Linked DNA regions of Homo sapiens: region 1 is linked to region 2. Evidence: chromatin contacts called from ENCODE Hi-C or POLR2A ChIA-PET data. All regions are on one chromosome and are shown on one strand. Each heading gives the region's core, a stretch centred on a gene start or an enhancer-like site at or near the end of the contact. The rest is flanking DNA. Distances are from core to core; before and after follow the strand shown. Region 1 overlaps TXLNB (taxilin beta). Region 2 overlaps HECA (hdc homolog, cell cycle regulator).

Evidence for each region. Hi-C counts contacts between places; a loop is a spot of excess contacts on that map. ChIA-PET counts read pairs that join two places held with the same protein, here RNA polymerase II (POLR2A). Pooled maps may share reads with other maps.
Region 1: a pooled map shows a loop between it and region 2 (3-fold over the local background). The contact joins two enhancer-like sites. A Hi-C loop is called at or near these places in 2 of 37 single-sample maps with no recorded cell type and 9 of 50 pooled maps. POLR2A ChIA-PET finds 5 or more read pairs at or near these places in 5 of 52 experiments (OCI-LY7, activated CD4-positive, alpha-beta T cell, activated CD4-positive, alpha-beta memory T cell and 2 more).

What each region holds. Positions count from the first base shown.
Region 1 is chr6:139,260,357-139,264,619 of GRCh38, forward strand. It overlaps TXLNB (taxilin beta), which reads right to left. Exons shown (of 10, transcript NM_153235.4): 5 at 2,223-2,417; 6 at 1-81. Among named protein-coding and RNA genes, the nearest start is that of TXLNB, 30 kb to the right of the region's middle. RefSeq lists an enhancer at 1,852-3,051. Within about 2 kb of position 2,200, at least 5 of the 41 ENCODE cell types and tissues checked have a DNase peak (open chromatin) inside an H3K27ac peak, as active enhancers do; they include OCI-LY7, where a contact is called at or near this core.
Region 2 is chr6:139,160,104-139,164,985 of GRCh38, forward strand. The region is part of intron 1 of HECA (hdc homolog, cell cycle regulator); the gene reads left to right. It also overlaps a transcript of TXLNB not described here. Among named protein-coding and RNA genes, the nearest start is that of HECA, 27 kb to the left of the region's middle. RefSeq lists an enhancer at 3,463-3,962. Within about 2 kb of position 1,973, at least 8 of the 41 ENCODE cell types and tissues checked have a DNase peak (open chromatin) inside an H3K27ac peak, as active enhancers do; they include OCI-LY7, where a contact is called at or near this core.

The DNA.
Region 1 (4,263 bases), core at 950-3,449, 100 kb after region 2:
CATCATTTCTTGGGCCTGCTCAAGCTTTGCATCCACCAGCTTCTGCTGCAGTTCTCTGTGTTTAAATATTTTGTCCAGATGCTAAGAAAAATAAAGTGTACATAGAAAGCTTGGTTTATTATTGGTGCTTAAAAATGCAAAGTAAAATAATTCACATTAATACACATTCCCCAGGTTTTAAGATTTAAAAGAAGAGAGGGATAAATGCATTGGCATCACTTACAGCTTTATAATAAAGCTGTAAATTGGTGAACCCCTCCCCCTGACTTTGCACCACACACACAAAGCTAGCTATAAAAGGTAGAGGCACCAGAGTTCAGCAGTGTCAATGCCAAAAGATCCATACAATATTTTTCTACGTTTGGTAACTATTAGATATGATGCTATTTATTATGCTAGACAGCACAGACAATGATGTATCAGTATACAATATACAGGGGCTACAGTTGTATCATTTGGTATTTTGGCTCTTTCTGTGAATATAAAACCACTTTTAATTGCAACACTTGTGCAATTTATCATGATGAATTCTCTGCATTCTTGCCTCTGGCGTTGTGAGAAAGCCTTGGGGTGCCAGCATGTGGTCCGAGGTCTGGGAGTGAGGCCTGAGCCCCCCTGAATTCTACTCTGTTGCTCTGGTGGAGATGACAAGGCCAAGGGTCATAGAGAAATTGAGTCGCAAATGTGCAGAGCTCGCCACACCTTTTGACCTCTGGACTAGTTTGGTCAAGAGAAACTTCCAACTCTACCTCAGGATGGATAAATTCCTGGTCACTGGGAGGTCCAATCAGAAACAGGACATGGAATTCTCCCCTTGGGCTTTACTTAGAACCAGTCCCAGGAATATACAACTAGCATAGCAGCCCATTCCCATCTGAGATCTCTCTGAAGAATATGGACATTTTCCTTTCACTCCTTCCTATCTTCTTTAGTCTGAACCTCCATTCTGGAGCGGGATTGATCCTTATGACAAGATAAAATGGTAGCATGGCATTTTGGCTTACTATTAGGAGTTTCTTGATTTACCTAACCACCGCGACCATATGCTGTTGGCTCAGTTTTGTGCTTGATAAAATCTTAGCATGTTACCAACAGAGCCGCTTTGACTATGTTATGTTACATTTTAAAGCAGAGATTTAAAATTTGGGTGGGATAGGGAAAGGAATATGATGTGTCAAAATCCTGAGAGGGTATCTGGAATCTTAAAAATATATTAAATATTAAAATATAATTTGGGTATAACAAAAGACCTTGATCATCCCCCTAATATAACCTATTCAAAGTAAAAGGCTTTTGCCTCTTGTGACTGTGGGTAAGTGGTTTAATCTCTTAGCTTCTGCTTCTCATCTATAAGATATGGATAATATATTATTATCTAATGCATAAGATTGTTGAGACAATTAAATGCCATATGGTATGTAAAGTACAGCACTTAGCACATTGCCTGATACAAACTAACCACTGAATAAATGATATCATTATTATTACAATGATTACATTATTAATACTATTATTGGCCTGGTAGGGTACATAGAATACAGACTCTTTTTTTTTTTTTTTTTTTTGAGACGGAGTCTCACACTGTCGCCTGGGCTGGAGTGCAGTGGCGTGATCTCAGCTCACTGCAACCTCCACCTCCTGGGTTCAAGAGATTCTCCTGCCTCAGCCTCTCGAGTAGCTGGGATTACAGGCGCCCACCACCACGCCTGGCTAATTTTTTTTTGTATTTGTAGTAGAGACGGGATTTCACTATGTTGGCCAGGCTGCTCTCGAACTCCTGACCTCTTAATCCACCTGCCTTGGCCTCCCAAAGTGCTGGGATTACAGGCGTGAGCCACCGCGCCTGGCCAGAATACAGACTCTTAATTTAGATGACATGGCAATTCTTAAGAGGGAGTGCGTGAGTTATTTTTGGCTATAGAGAGAGGATTTTTAAAAGGCTGAGAAATATTATTTTCAAGGAAAACTGTGCCCACAGCCTATCACTTTCTATTTATTGCCTTTACTTTGTAGTGATGCCAGTTTTGAAGAAATCCCATATGACTTTCAGTCAGGTATTTTGTAAGACCATCTGTCTTCATTTTGGCTCGTCAAGGAAATCCAATCCTAAATATTAATCAGTTGAGAGGGCTGGCTGTAACTGTCTTATTAACCAAGTTCCCACCTTTAGCTCCCAGATCCGGATCTATGTACTGTTCTAAGTTGTTTGATGTGGTTCTCACCTCCTCTCTGAGCTCATACTGATCGATGATGCTTTTCAGCTTTTCTGCAAGCTCTGTGTTCTCCTGACAGAGCTTCATATTTCGCTCACTCTGCTGCTCGATCTGGCCCTGGATGTCCGTGAGGGTACTCTGGAAATGGCTTGTGATTTCCTTCCTTTTCTCTTCTTCCTCACGTGCCCGCTGAAGCGCCTCTTCCTGCGGATAAAAAGCAAAACATTTTGTTTAAATGCACCCCGGGTTTATAGAACTCAGCATTAGGTCACCTAAAGGAGATAAGTGTGCAGAGTAGGTGGGATGTTTTTTCTCAGTTCTCTAGAGCTAAAGCTGCTCAGCCCCAAAATAAATGTATGAGTAAAGGTTTCAGCTGTGAGTACATAGTTACTCAGAACAGGTGCTGTGAAGGCCTTGAATTTGTAGTCAGTGATGAATAGACTTGTTTTAAAGATGATGCGTCTCTTGCTGAGTGAATGAACTGCAGCGATTTCTAACAAACACACAGTCACACGATTTTGATCTCTTGGCTGTGGCCTGAAAAAAAGGCCACTTGAGTTTACTGATGGATGAGACAGATCATGTGTTTCTCTGGTTTGGTAAAGGGAGAACAATAGATCTTATATTTCCCTGTAAAAACCATGGCATATTAACCACATAATTATATTACCAAGTTTTGTAAATATAAGTGATCACAATAAAAATTTTCTATTTGTGAGAAAAAACTTTCATCAAAAAGCTTTAAAAAAGGAAACTAAGACAGCATAGCTCAATTACAGCCATTCAAGAATATAAAAGGGAATCTTTCCAAACATGCTGGATATTATTTTGTTTTTGAAAGAACAATCATTAAATGTGTCACATAGGGTAATTAAAATGTTCAATGTAAATTTTGAATCTGAAAGCAATATTAAGTTTCAAATCTTCTTTAACTCTAAAGTGAAACATCTAATTTTCCTTCTTCCGCTTTGTTAACATTGAAGAATTGCAAATTAACTTTTATATCATTTCTGTTCTCTTTTCTCCTAAATCAAAACTCTCCATTCATTGCTAGCCACTAACAATGAGCTCCAATTTCCTCCATATCTATATTGAGAATTGCTTTGCGATTGTTATTCTTTTTGAATAAAAGGGTTTAATTTTGCTACATCCTACCAAAGATAGAGACATTTACGTGGCTGACAAATGATACAGACATTTTAGGATTCCTTTCAGTTCTGATTAATTGTTAATATGAAAGCTTGCTTCGTTGTTGGCAAGTAAAATTATACTGAATTTGATTGCCTACCAAGTTCAAATTATGTAACAGGATTTTTTAAAAGAAATAATAATTTTTAACAGAAGTAATTGTACAGACCTTTATCATAACAGAATAATGTGATCCAAATAAAAACTGATGCTGAGAATATATGCTCTGAAAATATTTTATCATTAGGTTTCTTCTTTCCTCTATAATAACAACACATTTCCCAACTCTAATGTGACTCCTGATGTCAGAATCATAATTTATTCATGTTATAAACCTTTATTAAGCAACAACTTCTCAGGGGTATTGAAGATATCTGTACTTCTTAAACTGAAGAAATAAACTATCCGAGATGTTATTTCCCTGAACTTTGTATACTAACACTTACTATATGTGTTTCGCTAAAAATAATTATGGTTACCAGTTAGGAGCAACTAAATATATGTGTGATTATGATTGTTTCCTCACTGGTCCTGATTAGCTTAGAAGTCAGCAAGTTTGGAATCAGAACTACAGACCATGATTTGAATACCGTTTGTATTTATAAATATTCCATGAATGAATAAATGAAACACCCCATGCAAGTCTGAGTTGTTGTTTTTTTTTTAATTGGGAACTGGCTATAGAAAGAAGGTACAGATGATAGGATGGCACTAAATAAATGTCAAACAAACAATCATAACCGCCAATCCTGGCCCAAAAGATGTAATCTTGCATATATATATATTTTTTGTTTTGTTTTGTTTTGTTTTGTTTTGTTTTGAGATGAAGTCTCACTCTGTCGCCCAGGCTGGAGTGCAGTGG
Region 2 (4,882 bases), core at 723-3,222:
CTACCCTGTTATCCAGACTTGAAACTGAGATTTTTGCCCAGAATCACATGAACCCTGTTTATTTTAACTTGAGCAGAAGAAATAGAAGCTGGGTACTGACTACTTGATGATGAACCTAAAATACAGGCCTTGGAAGGTTTATATACTTTTTTAAACAATGCCAACTCTGTGTAAAGGAGCATTTTTCTGTTTTGCTTGTTAGATTATCACAGTTTAGATTAATGCGCCAAGGGAAGTTGGTGGCACAAGTGTATGATACCCTTCTCCCATCTCTCCTGTTGAAGATTTAATTGTGTCAGATCAATCTATATTCCATTTATGCCTTTGTGGGACTGCTGTTCTGTTTTTAGTTTGGAGACAAGGTTTCACTCATTGCCGAGGCTCACTGCAGCCTCAATTTCCTCGACTCACTTGATCCTTCCACCTCAGCCTCCTGAGTAGCTGGGACTATAGGCACATGCCACTGAGCCCAACTAATTTTTTAAAATTTTCATGGAGACGGAGTCTCACTATGTTGTCCAGGCTGTTCTCTAACTCCTGGCCGCAAGTGATTCTCTGGCCTCAGCCTCCCAAGTGCTGGAATTACAGGCGTGAGCCACTGTGCCTGGCCATACTTACTTATTTTCTAAACACCTGTATGGCATGTTCAAAACATTGGAAAAAGTAGAAAACATTGGAGCAGTTTGCATTTATCTGGGGAGTGAAATACAGCGGTATAAAATTATGGTAGCATATAAGCAAACATTTTTATGAAACTTTACTATTTATAAAGTGTTTTCATGTACATGAGCTGAATAGGGCAAGCATTTTATCCCCACTTTACAGATGAGGAAACAAAACTGCTCAATGTCAAACAACTAATCAGGAGCAGACCTGGCATCAGACACCTCTCTTCTGTTATTCCCTGCTGCTTTTCCAGTTTGGACAATGTGTGTGTGTGGTGTGTGTGTGTCGGGGACAGGGGTGGTGCTAATGAGGGAGGAAAGTATGTTTGAACCGAGCCTTGAAGGAAATAATGTCCGAGTTTAGAGGCCAACACACTTCAGCAAAAGCATTGTCAGACATCCTCTGACTATTCCCGAGGTCCACCCTGTTACCCCATTTTGCCTGTCTCCCTGGGAGCCTCACCCTGCTGGTGTGTCATAGGGTGAAGTGTCTGTTGTGTGTATTACTGGGTGTATTTAACATGCTCTTGGCTTTGTATTTGTTTTTGAAGCCTACCCACAAGGCCACATCAAAGTGGCTGACTATAAACAAGCAGGGCTGGCAAGTTGGAGTGGGGGCTCTTCATACAAGGAAGAGGTTTTCTGGTTAGGAAACAGTGGAGCATGGCTGTGAACATGACAAACACTGTTAAAGGGACAGGGATGGGGCACAGCTGTGGTACCTTGTCTGTGTTCCATGTGTGCACTTCTGTTAGACCATTAGAGCTCTTAGCTCAAGACCTGGCATGTAGGAAGTGCTCAGTATTGGTTAAATGAAATATTTGCTGCTTTTTGAAAAGACACAGAATTTTTCCTCTCTTAATCCACCTTTCTTTAGTGTGAAAATACTTTTCAAAGAAATATCAAGTCAGTCTCAACATTTACAGTTGGAATATTGTGAATGCAAATGTTAGTTAGATCTTCCTTTGACCTAATTTGATTTTATTGGTCTTGGGTTAGTAAAATTTGGTTATTGTGGTTACATTTCAGGGACGTTTACTTCAAGGCTCTTCATCTGAAGGATCAAGATAAAAACAACTACACTTAATAATTGACCAATTAACATTTTAAAGGCCTCTAAAGGTCACAGCCCAGGTGACTGGTGAATTTACTCAGTTTCAAACCACTCTTCTACTTCTTTTTGTTGTGCTTCAGTACATCCAGGTCTGACTGTCTAGGATTACAGCTCTCTTTTTCACTTCTGCTCCTCTTGTCATGTGTGGGTTTGGTGAGCCAGTATCTTTAATGCGACTTTTTTCAGCACTGGAGTTTTACAAAGCCTGGGCCCAGTGGTGCCGGAAACACTAAGATGAGTAAGAGGCTTCCTCTCCTGAGTCGTCAGCTGGTGGGGATTATGAAGAGTCCCCATGATGAGGGACTCAAGTAAGATTGGGGCCAGACCATCAGGGAGGGGAGGAGAAGGGTTGGAGTCAGGATAGGGGGGCAATCCTGGTAAAATTGGTATGTAGAGAGGTGGGCCTTGAAGCAGTAGGAGTGGGGAGGAAGTTTACTAGATGCCAGGTGCTTTCTCAGCATTTCATGTGTATAGTTTTTTTCATTTCATTCTTCTGAACCATTTAAGGTACATTCTGTTGTTTTCTGCATTTTATACAGAGGAAACTGACACAAAGAGAAGTTAAGTAAGTTGTCCAAGAGCATGCAGCTCATAAATGGTCCTGCCTGGATTCCAACTCAGGCAGTCTGGTTGCAGAGTCTGAACTGTGAATTGCTGTCAGTGGCTGAATGGGATTTGGACAAATGAAGATTAAGGGGAAACCACGGTGATCAAATATTAATACATAGAGGTAGACAAATTGGTTTAGGGCCATTTTGCCAAGGCCCTGGAATCCCACACCTGAAGGGGATAATTGTAACATATGACAGAACTAATATTTGTATAGGCTTTATGGGTCCACATTGCCACCACCCTCTGCTGATTGATTTGGTGGAATGTTGTGTCTGTGGTTCAGTGTGCAGGGATAAGGTTGGGAAGGTTGTTGAGTAGAGGAGTCACATGGTTTGTTCCCTCTCATATGTCTTTAAGCTGTCGTGAGGTTTTGGCCTGTATTCCCTGAGCTCATGAACATGGTGTTAAGGCTCAGCCTCTGCTGTCTTCTGTACCCTGCCCATGCTCTTTCCCTGCCCTACAGTTACCCTCTGGAAAGAGTTTCCTGGAGTCTCCCTGTTTCTGCCTTTTCACCTCACTGTCTACCTCTGACCTGCCCTCCATCATTCCCGCTGGAGCTGTTCTCCGTGAGGAGACAGTGCCTGGCTCACTGCTCATTTTGGCTGGGACTTTTCAGGTTTATTGCATCCAGTGAATTCTTAACTCGGGGTGATTTTACCCCCTAGGGGATACCTGGCAGTGCCTGGAGACATTGAGTGGGGCTGGCCTCTACGGGATGGACAGTGAGGTTGCTGCTAGCTGCTAGACATCTTACAGGATGGCTCCCACAACAGAGATCCAGCCCAAATGTCTGTAGTGCAGAGGTGGAGAAGCACCGATGTTACCTGGTGCTCTGGGACATTTTGCAGTTCTCCATTCTTTTTTTTTTTTTTTTTTTTTAAAGGGAGTCTCACTGTGCCACTCAGGCTGGTGTGCAGTGGCACAATCTCTACTCACTACAACCTTCGTCTTCCAATTCAAGTGATACTCCCACCTCAGCCTCCCGAGTAGCTGGGATTACAGGTGTGCGCCACTACACCCAGCTAATTTTTGTATTTTTAGTAGAGATGGGGTTTCATCATGTTGGCCAGGCTAGTATCGAACTCCTGACCTCAGGTGATCCACCCGCCACGGCCTTCGAAAGTGCTGGGATTACAGGCGTGAGCCACTGCGCTGTCCCCTGACTGCCTGGACATAATTCTCTCCTGACTTGTTTTTCAGTAAATTCTGAGTTCATTTCTTACCAATCTCTGCAGGGGAATCTTCTCCTCCAGCCTTGGTTCCAGTCCTTGCATCCCAGGATTCTTTTCCTGGCCTCTGGTCTCTGCCCACTCCTCCCGTTTTTCTTGGGCATCTCATTAGTCCTAGGGATTTGACCTTCATCTGTGGGTGAGTGACTCCACATCTGTATTCACAGCTCTAGCTCTCTTGAGCTCCAGTCAAATTCATGTCTCCTCCACCTCAGTGGTACACAGGCACTTCTAAATCAGTGGGTCCTAAATAGGGCAGCCCTAAGTCTTTTTCCATCTTCCCTGTCCTGCTGTTCCCACATTGCTGTCCGTCAGCATGGACTCTCACACACACACACACACAAACACACACACACACTCTCTCTCTCTCTCTCTCTGAGCATCTTCTCACACTGCTCCTGAAGCACAGGCACTCCTTATTTCTCAACCCACAGCACCCTCCCTCTGGCCTCCTTACTTCCAGTCCCGTGCCCCACGCTGCCACCAGGGGAGCTTTCTAGAGCAGAACTCTGAGCCTGGGAGTCTGCCTTTAGCTTCTGTCATCTATACACATAATCTAAACTGCTTCATGACCAAGCCCAGTGGTTCCCAATTGGGAGAGTAGTATTTCCCTCCAAAGGGGCCCTTTGAAAGTGTTATGAACATTGGGGGTATCATGATGGGGAAGGTGGGGTGGGTGGGCTACAGATACTGAGTGCTCAGGCCTAGTGATGTTTGCTTCCTGTAGTGTGCTGGACTGGGCTGTCCAGTGCATTACAGGAAGAGAATTGTCCAGATGCCAGTAGTGCCCTCATTAAGAATTGGCGATGTAGTTTTTAGCTTCTGCCTAGAGGATGAGGAGAGAAATGCTGAGCACTGGTCCTGGAGAGTACTTATTTTGGGGATTGGGAGGCAAAAGAACTGCATGGTATAAAATCCTACGGAAATGCAAGCAAGAATGTAAGGGAGTGATGAATTGTATTGAAAATTGTAGAAATGCCAAGACACAAGTGGGGAAGGCTGTTAGTTGTGTGACTCCCTGAAGCACCCTTGTCATCCCAGCCTGTAAGCCACACTAACCTCCCCCCCACCGCCCCCCACCGCTCATACAACCGGCAGCCACTCTTTTGGGCCTGTGGCAACAGGTTTCCTTCCTTGGTCCTGCACTATGAGACTCTCAGTCTCCCAGTTTGGCCCCACATTTGGTCAGTTTTGCCATCTCTACATTAGCCCCTTCCACCTCTGGCCACCTTATTACACAGCTTCTTTTGTAAATAAAAATA